2 separate regions of the Homo sapiens genome follow, and region 2 is linked to region 1. A link is a loop called in an ENCODE intact Hi-C map of the cell type or tissue named here. Cell type or tissue: A673. All regions are shown on one strand.

The links. A loop is a pair of places that touch in the nucleus more often than their neighbours do. Peaks named below come from ENCODE experiments on the same cell type or tissue, not always from the same donor. Only the 100,000 strongest peaks of a DNase experiment are listed, where the experiment ranks them.
Region 2: a loop joins it to region 1, with 4 times the contacts of the local background. A loop is called at or near these places in 3 of 110 quality-filtered maps.

What each region holds. Positions count from the first base shown.
Region 1 is chr4:101,319,641-101,327,640 of GRCh38, forward strand. All of the region lies in intron 1 of PPP3CA (protein phosphatase 3 catalytic subunit alpha), which reads right to left. Among named protein-coding and RNA genes, the nearest start is that of MIR1255A, 6.8 kb to the right of the region's middle. In A673, no CTCF peak of the experiment used is centred here; DNase peaks (open chromatin) are centred at 4,631 and 5,171; H3K27ac peaks cover 7,518 bases.
Region 2 is chr4:101,031,161-101,039,160 of GRCh38, forward strand. PPP3CA (protein phosphatase 3 catalytic subunit alpha) reads right to left here. Exons shown (of 14, transcript NM_000944.5): 12 at 1,107-1,204. Among named protein-coding and RNA genes, the nearest start is that of LINC01218, 160 kb to the left of the region's middle. RefSeq lists an enhancer at 566-1,100 and a silencer at 812-1,106. In A673, a CTCF peak has its summit at 3,057; a DNase peak (open chromatin) is centred at 7,051; H3K27ac peaks cover 582 bases.

The sequences.
Region 1 (8,000 bases):
GGAGAAAAAGAAATCTCACAAATCAGTTAAAAAATTGAGGTAAGAATTTATTCAGGGATATTTAGAAGATGTTTTAGAACAGAAGTATAATGGTATCAATTGATGAAAACTGTTTAAATATCCAAGGGATAAACTTATATCAAGAAACCTATTTTAAATACAAAATAAATAGCATACTAAGAGTGATAAAGAAGACCCAGCAAAAACTCTTAAGTACAATTGGCTTTGTGGTATCATATATTATTAAGCAGACTACGTCATGTACATGTAGCCTTATACCTGAATTTCATCTCAAAGATAGCACCAGCTTTCTAGGATAATTTTGAAGACTATATAAGATATTGTGTATACCTGAATTTCTTCTACCCAATCCCCAATTTCCATACGAGTCAGTGAATAGAGGGACAACAAGCCAAAATATTAACAAGGATCATCAACTCTAAAAACAAAACAGTATCAGGTAATATTATTCTATCTTATAGAAACAACTAAGAATTCACACATGCACACGCGTGTACATGTACTCACACACACACACACAGAATCTGTAGTGAATTTTTTTTTTATTTCAAGAAGTAGCCTATTCAAAACTGTGATTTTAAGTTTATATTTGAGATTAGGCATTAGCATTAGGGAGGCATTCCCTATAAGCTGCCCAAAAACAACTAACATAAAATGTAATCAATTAAAATTAATTGTTTACTTGCATTGTTACTAAAACAGTATTATGTACTAAAGGAAGATTTTTCAAAATGGATCAGCATAGCTATGGCATAGCTTGAATGGTACACACACATACACAAAACCACTCATATGTATGTATGTATGTATGTATGTGTGTGTGTGTGTGTATACACACACACACACACACATACACAGACAATATGTCAATGTTTCCTCCAGTGGAGGGCGGAGGGGCTTGGATTCCAGGTGATTGGTCATGTTTCTTAGAAAGAAATAACCTTCATATAGAAAGAAACAATGCTTCTGGCTAAAAACCTTGCCTAAAACATGACATACAGCTATTCCTTCATTCCAAACTTGAGTTAAACAAGCAATGTTTCAATGTATAATTAAGCTGTCATTAGCTGGCAAACAGGCTGGCCTAACAAACCTGGACACATTGCCTGATCCAGGAGTAGGCATATGATCCGTTCAGAATCTTCGGGAGAGATTATATGATTCTGATGGATACCATGTCAGGCTTATTCTGAGATCTTTGTGAAAAGATCTCAGGTATTATTCTGAGATCCAGGTTAAATCCGGATCTACAAGATGGGTATTGTTGCTCCAGCATAAAAAAATGACTACAGGGCAGTGAAGCCACCTAAGAGGAAAGCATCACAGAGAGGTAAAGACAAGAAAAACATTGATGTTTGTGTATGTGCTTAAAGTCAAATCTAACCCTTGCACTTTCACTTACAAGACAAAGTATTTTTGGCAGGATTTAAGCTATTTTCTATCAAAAGACATGATTTGTGCTTCTATGTCCACCAGTGATCTGTGAGATCGAAAACTGTGATTCCATTTTCTCACCTACATTTTATAGATATAATGCTTATAAACAAACTCAAGGATAGATCTACAGAGGTAAACATGTCCATACACATATATTTTATATAAATTAACCCAAAATAAAAAGTAGAAACAGAAGTCCTCTGGTATAGCCGACTTACAGAACTACATTATTTAAAAAAACAGATATAGTTCAGAAACCACATATATTTGAAGAAACAAAGAAAAGAGCATTTCAGTGTTGGGTGTTACTGCAGCATGCAATATTACATCACTAAAACAATGAAAAGCAATCCTTGCCCTCAAGGCTTAAAAAATATTAGCAGAGACCAAAAAGTCTATCAGATGAGAATGAATGTCATTCCATCTTCGGTAATGACAATAAAATTTTTGTTTTTATTTTTTCCTTTAAATTTTCTTCCCCCAAAAGCTATCTATAAAAGGACTAGGGAGCAGGATTCACTTGTTGTTGTCATCTGGCATAAAACAAGGGAACCCTTCCAGGCATACCGAGTACCAGTGAATAAGCCTCCAAGATGGGAATAACAAATGAAGAAAAAGGCAAAGAGCTTGGTACTACGGCTGCACAAAGGTTCAAAACTAAGAGCAATAAAATTTTATGCAGAAACAAGAAAAATCTGAAGAGTCAAATGGTAGAGTGCAAGTGCCAAGAGAAAGGTGTTTTTAATAGCAGTACTCTGTGAAGAAAGAGGAAAAACAAGCCGACCAAAAAGGTGGCTGTTGCAACAGAGGATGTCTTCACTGCAAAGACCATTTATAGTCATTTTCCCTACAGAAGGTTGGCCCTTTCCCTCAACTCCAATTAAGAATAAGAAATCCTTGTTTCATTTGTCCTTTAACACTTCTGCCCCAGAACCCTTGTCAAATGAGCTCTTTTGAACATATTTAGGCTTTCTGGTTAAATGTTAGAGAAATAACAGTCACTCTCTTCACATAGCAATTTTTTCTATGCCAACAAAAACATGCCTAATCTTACCCATAAAAAATAGATAGCACAGTCTATTCGAAAATGCATGAAAATCACTACCGCTCTGGTCTAAATGTTATGTCTCCACAAAATTCATATGGTGAAATCCTAACCATCATCTTGGAAAATGATGGCATTAAGAGATACAGCCTTTGGGGTATGATTAGGTCATGAGGCCAGACACTCATGAACGAGATTAGGAAGTGCCCTTAAAACACAGCTAGAAAGTAGGCTCTCACCAAACACCACTAAATCTACTGACATCTTTTTTTTTTTTTTTTTTTGAGACCAGAGTCCCACTCTGTCACCCAGGCTGGAGTGCAATGGTGCAATCTCAGCTCACTACAACCTCTGCCTCCCGGGTTCAAGCGATTCTCGTGCCTCAGCCTCCCAAGTAGCTGGGATTACAGATGTGCACTAAACACCCGGCTAATTTTTGTATTTTTAGAAGAGACCGGGTTTCACCATGCTGGCCAGGCTGGTCTCGAACTCCTGACCTCAGGTGATCCGTCCGACCCAGCCTCCCAAAGAGCTGGGATTAAAGACGTGAGCCAACTGCACTTGGCCTCTACTTACATCTTGATCTAAAGATGCAGCCTTTGCATCCTCAGGAACTATGAGAAATAAATTTTTGTTTACAAGCCATCCAGCTTACGGTATTTTTGTTATAGTAGCCTGAATGAACTAAGACAACTGTGAAAAAAAGGTAATATTTAGTTAATATCACAATTTTGAAGAGACATAAAAATAGACACAAAAATATCTTACTGTAGAATAATATTTACTGTTGCTGTTTTTTGCTACACTCAGCATATATATGTGTGTATATATGTATCAATGTATTTAATTAATGAGAACAGCATTAAAATAAGTAAAAATAGAGCATGTATTTCTCATTAGAGCACTAAAATCTTCACACTTCAGCCATTTCATCTTCTGGGAAATAAATGCACTGGGCTAACATGTAGTCTTTAGGGTCCCTTGAAGGGCCCACATTTGACAGTTCTAGTATTCCTATTGCTCCATTCCTCCCTTGCTTGCCCTCTAACTTGCCTGCCCCATTTCCTCCATGCCTGAACTGAACACCTGTAGGTGTTCCTCAAATAGAGCGAAACTATAAAATGCTACTAATCTAATGAATTGTTTTTAAAATACTCAACTGTGCTACTATAGGGCTTTGGGGAAGGCAATTATTTTAAAGACTAAAATTTGGATTTATTCAGCGACTCTTATGGAAGGAATCTGAAATACTTCAACAAGCTAAGGTTAACTGTGTACGTGTGATGAGTGTTACTTGCTCCCTCTTCAGTCAAGGATGGACTGATTAACCCACTTCCCAATGTAATGAGGAGTAAATGGCGTCAGAATATATTTCTGAATGCCTTCTATCCCTGCTCAAATCAGGAATCCAATTTCCCTGATCAAAAATCCTATTTTAACCTAAATAATCTCTCAGATGTTGAAACCATTAGGTTAAGAGTCTATGCTTTCATATATAAGCCACCCTTTCTCTTTGAGGTAGGGAAATATTTAATAACAGTAATTATATCAGCAAATACTTATATAGCACTTAGTATGTGTCTAACCTTCTAACTACTGTATGCATATATTAATTCATTTAATCCCCATAACAACTCTATAGGTAGCTGCTATTACCGTGTTTTAATGACAAGAAAATGGAGGCACAAGGCCGGGCATGGTGGCTCATGCCTCCCAGCACTTTGGGAGGCCAAGGCAGGCAGATCACTTGAGGTCAGGAGTTCAAGATCAGCCAGGCTGGCCAACATGGTGAAACCTGGTCTCTACTAACAACACAAAAATTAGCCAGGAGTGGTGGCACACACTTGTAATCCCAGCTACTCAGAAGGCTGAGGCACAAGAATCACTTGAACCTGGGAGGCAGAGGTTGCAGTGAGATCGCACCACTGCACTCCAGCCTGGGTGACAGAGTGAGACAAAAGAAAGAAAGAAAAGAAAAGAAAGGAAGGGAAGGAAGGGAAGGAAGGGAGGGAGGAAGGAAGGAAGGAAGGAAGGAAGGAAGGAAGGAAGGAAGGAAGGAAGGAAGGAAGGAAGGAAGGAAAGGAGGGAAGGGAGGGAGGGAAGGAAACGAAACAGAGGCACATAATTAACTTGACCATGGCAACAGGGCAAATAAGCAGCAGAGCCAGGATTCAATGCAGGTAGTCTGGCTCCAGACCACTCCACCATATGCAACTAAAGGTAAGGAGCACATAGAAACTCCATTTCTCCCCACTGTTCCAGTTCCCTTTTGCTATTTCATTCTTTTGACTGCTTTTACTGAGTACTCACTAAATGCAGCTAAACGAACAAAGTATGTGCCTGGAACTAAATTCACTAACTTAAAGAAAATCAAGCAGCCATGCACAAACAGAAGAACATTTAAAAAAAATTAAAATACTTAGAATCCTATCCAGTGTAATGATGCGAATTTATTTAACAATTCTTGGTCCAGTTTTTGTCCATTTGGTATTCCATATCTCCCTGCCTCCCTCAGTGTAACTCTTCACTTGAAGGAAAGAATGGAACAACAAAAAAAAAAAAGACAATAAACTTTGGGGGCACTTTCATTCCCTACTGCCAAGTGAGGTAAGAACAATGAAGAAGTTCAGTCTTGCAAAAAAGGAAATTATTTTTTATGCCATCAGGAGCCAATTACCGACACAAGACTAAGTATAAGCCCGGAATTTCTTCCATCTTTGACTCTCATTTGGCATCATTTTCAATATATGATTTACAAGTTGAAATGTTCTCTTCAGTGTTAAGAAGCTGGAACAGAACACAAAGATACTCTACTCCTATAAAACTAGTGCATGTTAAAGCATGGCCAAACTTAAGAATCACTTGGGATGCTTGAAAAACAACAATAACAATACTAAGGTCTCATTTAGAGAATCTAATTTTTTTTAAAGGGGGAGGAAAGGAAAAAGATGCTGGAGGCTTACCTAGATAGTCTAATTTAATTGTTCAGGGACAGTGCTGGGCATTGGTAGCTTTAAAAGTTTTCCAAGTGATTGTAATGTGTGACCATGCTTGCAAGGCTGTTTAAATGCAACCCAAACCTTCTCAAACTTTAATATACATATAAATCACCTAAAGACCTAATTTAAAATGCAGATTCTGATTCAAAAGGTAGGGCCTGAAATTCTGTATTTCTACCATGCTTCCAGGCAATGCTGATGCTACTGTTATGTGGACCACACTTTTGAGTAGCACTGTTCTATACATTCCTTAACAAATCATAATTACTAAAGGTAAGGAATGGAAAAGATACCACAAGTCAAAGCAATGTGGAATATTTCATTTTTATGTAAAAGAGGTAACTGTTTTCAACAAGCAACTGGAACCCACAATAAATGATTACAGAACACAGGGCTACTGTTAACTAAATGAGTTAATATGCATAAAATATGAGGGACTGTTCCTAACCCAGAGTCAGTACTCAATAAATATTAGTTATTGCATTGATCTTTTTTTAACAAATGAGTGGCAAATGACGGCTAACCATATCAAGAAAACTCAATGCAGATATATAACTTATGTTGTAGAAAAAATATGGCTTCTACTGCTCACAGTCTTCATATTGTGTCATGCTCTTTTATACCTTAGGCCATCAGGTACAGAATTCTAAACACTAGCCTCACAGTTAAAATGTGCGCATTCATTAACATGATGTCTGGGATCGGCTTTAAAATACTTTGGCAAAGAAAAAAGAAGAGTAATCCTAGCACTTTGGGGGGCTGAGGTTAGGCGGATCACTTGAGGTCAGGAGTTCGAGACCAGCCTGACCAACATGGCAAAACCCTATCTCTAATAAAAATAAAAACATTAGCCAGGTGGGGTCGCATGTGCCTGTAGTCCCAGCTACTCAGAAGGCTGAAGCAGAATTACTTGAACCGAGGAGGCAGAGGTTGCAGTGAGCCGAGACTGCACCAATGCACGCCAGCATGGGCGACAGAGTGAGACTCTGTCTCCAAAAAAGGAAGGAGGGAATAAAGGAAATGTAATAAAATCTCCATAAGTAATCTATGGGATAGGTATATGTGGGTTAACTGTCCTCCTAACTCCTACATATATCTGACATTTTTTCAAAATAATTTTTAAATGTTCTGTTTTTCAATTCCAGCTTGATCACTTACTAGCTCTCTGATCATGAGAAAATTATTTAGCATCTTTGATTCACAGACTTCAGAACAGATTTCCATATTAACCTCCTCACAGGATTACCTTAGGGATTAAAAGAAACAGTAAAAATAACTGACACCAAGTAGGTCACATCATAATGATAAATTTAATTTTAATCCAAATAGCTCCAATTTTAAGAGAAGCAAAAAGAATGGTAATGTGTTTCTAAAATGCAAACAGGTGAATCTTAAAGACTGAAGAGTGCCATCTTCTTGCCATTTCAGCTTTTTCTACTGCCTCTTAACATTCTAGACTAGATTCCATCACAAACAGCAACAGGTAGCATTTAATGAAGTCTCCAAAATGCCGTGTCCTGAAATAAATGCATCAAAATGTTTCTTGCATGACAACACAAATCAACTAAGGGTAGCCTACAGACAAACACCACTTCTAGCTGCTATACTATTCTCTGGTCTACAAGTAACATAAGCTTTTCCTCCCACTCACTCCCTTCATTTACAAACATCTCTGAACAAGTAGCTGGGGATAACAATTCAAGAGAAAAGAAACCTCTTAAATATAGGCTAAATAATCAAAAGCAAAAGATCCCTTCTGGGGCTAGCTCTTCACAGGACAGAAGTTCAAATATGAATAGGCAGTATCTATCTGCCTATTCTGAGGCATAACTACAAAAGCATTTTAAAATATACATTATTGTGATAATTCCACCATTCTTGAAATAAACCAAATCACTCACAAAATCTCACTGTCGGAAACCTTGTGAAGAAGAAAAGAGGTAGACTTTCATCCATGTGGTCACAATATACAGCTCAGCATAAGAGTGAAAGGGAAATAATTATTTAAAATAGTGAATGTACAGAAAATAATTTACGCACATTTCCATTTTTTAAGAATATGGAGAACAGTCTTACTTCTGTCCAAGACAATTGAAGTCTAATCAAATATTGTGACTGAACCAAATATTGTGACTGAATGGGATTCCAGTTTGCCTCTCTTCCATAAGAAAAAATTCTAAAACCTGGAATCTACTACAAATATGTTAACCTCTCTCATTAGCTCAAGGAAGAACAAAAACAGTGAACTTAGAAGCTGTATTTACTAGGGGAATTCCCAAAAGAAGAGCTCTCATAATCTTCTACTTTAAAATTTCACTCATAAGACACAAATTAAATCCACATTTGTGGGAGAAAAAAAAAAAAGACAAACAAAAAATCCAAGCATGTTTCTTACATATTTTCTCACTTGGTTCCCATGTACTACCACTGGAATGTTTAATCACTGGTTATTTTACTTTGATATTCCTATTTGAATACAGACTTACCTGATATTTTTT
Region 2 (8,000 bases), 290 kb before region 1:
TACTATATTCATGAAGTTGATCATTACTCTTCATGTAGAAGTTTATTGAATAATATAAATGAGAATAGTGAGTCTTCTAGGTTGAAGGGCAGGGACAGAAAAGAAAATACAAAAAAGATTCAAAGAAAGATACAGGAAAATAAGCAAGAGGCCGAGAATGTTTTGAAAAATGTTATAGCATATTTTCATTTTAATTTTTTTCTGTTAAAGCCTCATCTAATAGCAATCTCCTATTGTTAAAATTGTATTGTATGTAATAATAATAGTAGTTAAAATTGATAACAAATGTAACAAAAGTGAAAGAATATATAGGACTGTGCTGCTAACATGGTAGCCACTAGCCTCCTGGCTTATTTTAATTAAATTTAATATAAATTAGATAAAAGAAAACGTTTAGTTTCTTGGTTATATTCCCTATATGCTCAACAGTCATATGCGGCTTCTGTATAGATACAGAAATTTCCACCATCACAAAGAGCTCTGCTGGACGGCACAGGTCTAAGGTCTAGAAAGCTACACATTTTAACACAAAATCTGTATTATAAAGGAAATGTTACTCTTTTTTCAAAAATAAAATGTGGTTCTATTCAGTCTCTTGTTTTCAATTGATAAATCAGAGAAAAGACACAAATGGCTTCCAATTTCCATTCAAGAGGATAATGAAATCATCTCCTGAAAATCTAGACATACAGGTATATTTTAGTGGTTATGTGTGTATGTGTTATCTCATAAATGAAACATAACCAGAATACTTATTAAAAATGTGATTAAAAAGTTGTTTTTGACAACGGAGTGGCTCAAAGTAGTCAAACCTATTGTGCATGTAGGCAACCTAAATGAGTTGTCCTGTAGCTAGGCTGAATATGTAGATTAACATGTGAATGAGGGAATGGGGGAAAGGTGGAGTAAAGACCACATTCCAGAGAATGAGGGAGCTATTATGTTGGACATGACTGATCAAACTGATTGGGGTTTCAGCCCTTCTGCCAGCTGAGAAGAAGAACCGAAGACCAAGACAGAGCTTAAATGAATGAATAAATCAGGGCTCTAATGACACAGCTGACTGCGATGCCCCAGCACACAGTCATACCCATCAGCCTGCTTACCGCTTTGCAGGGTTTGCTTCCCTCCAGAAAGTACTCCGCTGGGGAGCATGCCAGTTGGGGTCAAGCCTTTCAGCGTCAGCACACTCTCACTCTCTTCTCTGGAAGGCACAATGAGGGGCGACATTAACTTTTAATTTCTTTTGTGAAAAAGAAAGAAATGACTGAAAGGAAAAAAAATGCATATAAGCACCCACATTTCCCTCTATCTTGGCTCTCCGGATCTTTTTTTAAAATTTTTTTTAACATACTTTATTTTAATTTATTTATATACCAGTAATGTTCCATAAACGATTGCTACCATAAAGTTTACATTATCCAATTAGGGAGGTTCTGTTTCTTTTGAGTATCGAAGCTAGATAGATAAAGAAAACCATTTTGATTTTGTAATCAGGCATCTCAATACAAAGTGTTTGTTGTGCATTCTGTATGTTAAAAGTGAGCCATAGAGAATGCTGATGTTAAGTTTTTCAGCCAAGGCTCAGCAAAAATAAGGGGAAGTGATTTGATTTGACGGAATAAAAAAACAGAGCATATGGAGATTGAAAAAAAATCTGATTTGTGGATTAGGGAATCAGGAATTACATTCAGTGGACTTTGAGAAATTAAGGCATTTAGTAATTTAGATGTTACATGAAAAACACATAAAATAATGGCAAGCAGCCAATAAACCTACTGGTAAAATTTCCCAGATTTTTTTTTTCAGTCACTTTCCCCACTGATTTGCTAATATAAAATTATTTTCTTACTCAGCATGACAATTGTTTTACAATCAATCAGTTTTAAGTACATCATTATTTTAATTATATTTATTAATTACTTGACACTATTAATCATTTTGAATTGTTAAATCCTCATAATTAAATAACCATGACTAAATAACCACTCACTCTTTCCACATAGCAATATTGCAATCCTACATAACCAGAAAAAAGTCTTTAAAATACAAATTGTATATATACACATATACACAAACATACATATATTTGCGTGTATATATACATACATAGAGACACACACACACACACAAACACACACACACACACACACACACACACACACACACAGGGAGAGAGTTTAGTATGTAGAATTATCTACTCCAAATTTTTACGAAGGTGTCTCACGTGACTCAAACAGAATTCCTGAACTTCTCCCCATAACCTGCTGCTTCCACAATCTGTCTTCAACTCAGAAATTAGCAGTTCCATCTTTTAGTTACTTAAGAGTAAGGGATCACTCTTTAACTCTTTTCATCCTAATTCTATATCCATTATATCAGCAAAAATTGAGGGCTCTACTCTCAAAATATTTCTAGTTTAACCATTCTCACAAGGCTACTACTGCATCTCTTTTGATAACAGCTTTTTTGAGATATAAACTTGGCACAGAATTAACCTAAAGTGTTAGGATTCAATCAATGGTCTTGAATATATTCACAGAGTTGTACAACCATCACCATAATCAATTTTAGAACATTCTCATTACCCCCAAAAGAAACTTCATACCCATTAAGCAGTCACTCCCTATTTCCTTCAGCCCTGTATCACTTCTAGTCACTTTCTGTAGATTTGTTTCTCTTGGACATTTCATATAAATAAAATAATACAAAATACAGCCTTCTGTGACTTCCTTCTTTTGCTCACCACCAGCATCACCTACCTGGATTGCAGGAGCCTTCCGAATGGTCTCTCTGCTCCATCCGAGTCACACTCTTGCCCCCTCCTCCCACAGCTGTTCTCAGTATGGCAGCCAGGGTGAGGCTTTTCATACCTATGCCAAATCCTGTCACTTGTGTATTCAGAACTCTCTAATGGCTTCTCCTCTCCTGATGGGTGAAAGGGAGGTTTCACAAAGGCCTTAAAATAAACAGCTACCCCACACTCTCCTGTTCGCACCCATCTCTTGGTCAACATTTCCTACCAATGTCCACTTTCCTTAGACATACCCAGCACACTCCACTGAGGGGCGCTGCACTTTCTTTGTCATCCTCCTGCCCTGGCATCTGTGTGGCTCACTCCCACTCTGCCTTCTAATCTTTGCTCCAATATCGCCTTCTAAGCAAGAACTTCCTTAGGAATGCCATTTAAAATAATAATAATCCCTTTCTCTACTCTTTCTCCCTTTGCCTATTTTATTTTTATCTAAGGCACTTATCACCCTTGAAAAACGATACAGTGTGTTTACTTGCTTATTTCTGGTCTCCTGTCCACTCCATTCCCCTCCTGCCATGCCCCCACCCCCTCCCCCAGCTAGACAAGCCTCATGAGAGCAGGGGTTATTGTCTGCTTTAATCACTGCTGCATCCACAGCACCCAGACTAGAACAGTACCTGGTACATAGCTCACATTTCAAAAATATTTGCCAAAAATAAAACAGTAAAAGTTGAATGGAGAATGGAAATGTTAATCCATATTTTAGATTTCTGTATCCTCTACTGCAAAGTTTACTTAAAAATAATAGGTTTGAGATAATTAATTATTGTTTATTTTCATGCATGTATTTCAAACTTTTTAAGCTTCTGTGGTCTGTCAAACCACTAGAGGTCCCATGAAGAAATACATTGAATGATAATATGAGTTGGGAAAATTGGGAGTACCTCTAAAGAACGAACACAATTTTCTTTTACATTCATATTCAAAATATGGCTTTTGCCTCATGAGTGATTATAATTCCTACATACAAAATCTTGGTGTCAAATCCTGTATTAAATATGGGATTCAGGCTGGGCACCGTGGCTCATACCTGTAATTCCAGCACTTTGGGAGGCAGAGGTGGGCAGATCACTTGAGACCAGGAGTTTGAGACCAGCCTGGCCAACATGGTGAAACCTCGTCTCTACTAAAAAATATATAAAAATTAGCCGGGTGTGATGGCATGCTCCTGTAATCCCAGCTACTTGGGAGGCTGAGACATGAGAATTGCTCGAACCCAGGAGGTGGAGGTTGCAGTGAGCAGAGATCGTGCCACTGCACTCCAGCCAGAGCGCAAGAGCGAGACCGTCTTAAAACAAAACAAAACAAAAAAACAAAACCCCCCCAAAAACATGGGACTCATCAAAAAAAACAATTACAACCCATAATGCTCTGAGAAAGCCAAGTAAATTATTAGCTTTTTACCTACAAAACTCTTCTGGTAATCTGAAGTATTCTTTTTAATCTTCAAAATTTTAATTTTGTACCAACAGTAGGAAGATCTTTTTGGGAAATCACATCTTTGTGGGGGTCACACTCAGGCTAACATCTCAGTCATAAGACTGATGTTGGGACATCATTTAACTTTCTTGGGCTTCAGTTTCCTTATCTATAAAATCACAACTGTAATTATGGGATTTCCATGAAGATTAAATGATACACTGTTACAAAAGCCCCAGCATAGAAGATGGTCATTTTCCTTCCTTCCTTGCTCTTTTTTTCTTTCTTGTTCAACCACATTCCTTACTTCCCTTAATTGTGACTGCCATTCCTGCCTCACACGGAAGCCATGCCCTCAAAGGTTTCTAGCAGCTTCTTCATTTTTCAATTCCAACTATCTCTGCTGAATTCTCATTCAAACTGATATCTCTGCAGTAATTTCCTCTGATGACCATGCCCTCCGTCCTGAAAGACTCTTTGCCCTAGGTGTTGTAATGCTTTTTTCTCCTGCTTCTCCTTCTCCTTCTCTGACATCTTTTCAGTTCCTAGGCTGATCTTTTTCTTCTATCTCCAGATCCGTGCTTTCTAATATGTAGGCCCCAGTTACATGTGGCTGTTAACCACCTGAGACATGACTAGTCGAATTAAGATGTGCTGTAAGTGTAAAATACACATGGGATTTCAAAGATGTAGTACAAATATAAGAATAGAAAATGTCCCTTTAATAAGTGTTATATTGATCAAATGTCAAAGTGATAAAATTTTGGAGACTTGTGTTAAACAGACTGTATTATAATAATTTCTTTAGTTTCTGTTTCTACCCCTTTTACTGTGGTGTCTAGAAAATTTAAAATGACAGATGTGGCTCACATTTTATTTCTATTGGAAAGCAATGTTCTGAAGAATTCTTTATTTTTCTCCTCTCACTTTTCACGCTATCCTTTAGCAAGACCATCAGCTTACATTGCTGTACTCTTGTCTCTGTGTTGTTTACTCTCGTCTACATTTCTTTTTCTTTCTTTCTTTTTTTTTTTTGAGATGGAGTCTTGCTCTGCTGCCCAGGCTGGAGTGCAGTGGCGCAATCTCGGCTCACTGCAAGCCCCGCCTCCGGGGTTTATGGCAGTCTCCTGCCTCAGCCTCCTGAGTAGCTGGGACTACAGGCACCTGCCACCACGCCCAGCTAATTTTTTTGTATTTTCAGTAGAGATGGGGTTTCACCATGTTAGCCAGGATGGTCTCGATCTCCTGACCTCATGATCCACCCGCCTTGGCCTCCCAAAGTGTTGGGATTACAGGCGTGAGCCACCGCACCCAGCCTTATGTCCACATTTCTAACCCTCGCCTCTCTCTGAACCTCCAGGGCAGAATTTCTAAGTGCCTCTACATAAATGCTCTGCCAAATTCAGTGCATCCTACTCTTCCCGATAAATACCTGTTAGGTATTTAAATTGAAAAGTACTTCCTCTTCTTTAGACAATGGCATCCTATCAATGGCATAGACTGGAACCCCTGTAGAATATTCTGGAATACTTCCTCTCTCTTGTAGCCTCTCATATAGGTAAGGGTTCTCACAGCCAACACCGGAAATCTATTCTGGCTAATTTTAACAGGAAAGAGATATATTAAAGGTATTAGAGAGCTCACAGATCCAGAGAACTGGGCTTCGATGCTCTGTAGCTGGGAAGGGTAACAGTACTTGTTCATACTGTGGGGTGGGCTCCATGAAAGGCTTGCCACTGATGTTCACAGCCAATGCCAGAGCTCATACTAATGCTGTGTAGTTAGCTCCCAAAATGCTGAGGTGGAAGCTCTTCCACTGCTGGCCCATGAGATTCCACACCTGACAGGACAATTGTTGTCCTGCCTTGCTGCTTCCTCATGATGCTCAATTTGAAACAAAGCCTTGCTTACATGCATTTATCTGACTGGCAAACCCTAGGCAACAGACTTGTATTTTATCTGCAAGGACTGCTGAAAGACAGTTTTCTGGTTCCCTTATAAGGTTGCACATTTCCAAAACGTAAGAAACATGTTGGGCAAGTATACCTGACAAATTTGTACCACATTCCACATTCATTAATCACGTCCTGTTTTCCCAAATTCCTTGTATTTGTCCTTTCCTTTGCACTTCTCTCCCCATAGCCTGGTCCAGCCTTTTGCTGGGATTACTTCAAAAGCTTCCTAAATGGTTTTTTTTTTTAATTTACATTTTATTTTATATTTATTCACTTTTTTCATTATCCATACGTCACCTTGCTAGCCAATCTTCACGTTGCAATTAACATGTATAGTGAAACATGGGTTAGAGCATGCCTCTAATCTCACGAAAATAATTCTACAACTCCTGATTGCCTACACACACAAAAATTAAATGTTTTAACATGCTATTCAAAACACTCAAGGATATGGACTTCAGTATATTTTCAGTCTCCTTTTAAACTAGATTCCTCACTCACCTTCATGTCTTTTGCTAGTCAGTCCTTTAATACATTTAGAATTCATTACTAGACTACTAGTATTGCTAAGAATTTATACTAGACTACATAGCACAGTTTTGAGTAAGACTCTCATTAGTGTTGCTCCCCAACTGAGGGAGTTTGGACACTCTGCTTAGCCTCTCTCAGATTCAATTTCCTCACAGCAAAGTGAAGTCACCACAACCTTGCAAGCTTCCTGTGTCGATGATTGTCAAATGTGCATAACATGGGGCATGAACCTGGCACTTAGCAAGTGCCCCATAAAAGGATGCCATTGATAGTGCTCTTAGGATTGTGTGGCTGTGCTCCTGATAATTTTTCCACTTCCAGGAATGCCTTCACCACATCTCTCCCTGCCCTGGAATCCAGCCTATCCTTCACAGCACTCCTCCAATTTTAACCTCTTTATGAACACTCCAGTCAGGAAACACAAGGTTCCTTCCTGTCTAATGCCACAGCAGGGTATCTATTCATGTAGTTATTTAGCACACACTTTTTTTTTCTTTTTTTTTTTTTGAGATGGAGTCTTGCTCTGTCACCCAGGCTGGAGTGCAGTGGCGCGATCTCGGCTTACTGCAACCTCCGCCTCCTGGGTTTGAGAGATTCTCCTGCCTCAGCCTCCTGAGTAGCTGGGATTACAGGCACGTGTCACCATGCCCGGCTAATTTTCGTATTTTTAGTAGAGACAGGGTTTCTCCATGTTGCTCAGGCTGGTCTCGAACTTCTGACCTTGTGATCTGCCTACCTCGGCCTCCCAAAGTGCTGGGATTACAGGCGTGAGCCACCACGCCCGGCCACTTTATTTTCTTTTGTTAGTTTATTGTCTATCTGGCTGGCATTCCAATTTGGTATCTAGATTGCCTAATTCAGTGCATGGTATACAGTTAATGCTCAATCATTATTTACTAAGCTTAACTTACTTTTTTCTGGATAGGATCTCTCTATATTCTGCATATGTGTTATGGATGCTTTTATTATAGAAAAACAATAATATAGAGCTTGCTTTTATTTTCTATTAACATGTGCAATTTTAAGTCAAGTCACTCATCACTGGGTTCAAATAGTCCATTTATCACGGGATAGTCATGGAAATTCTAGAGCTGTTTTTACTTTCCCTCAGAGACTTCAGACAGAATAAGAAATAAAAGCATTATTGGTAAATCTGAGGCACAATAAATAAACAAGTGTTTACTCAGAATTCCAATTAAGCTTATGACCTTCATATACGCCTTTGTCCCCACAGAACATTTTTCTAGCCATACAGGCCTCCTTGTGGTCCTCAAAACTGC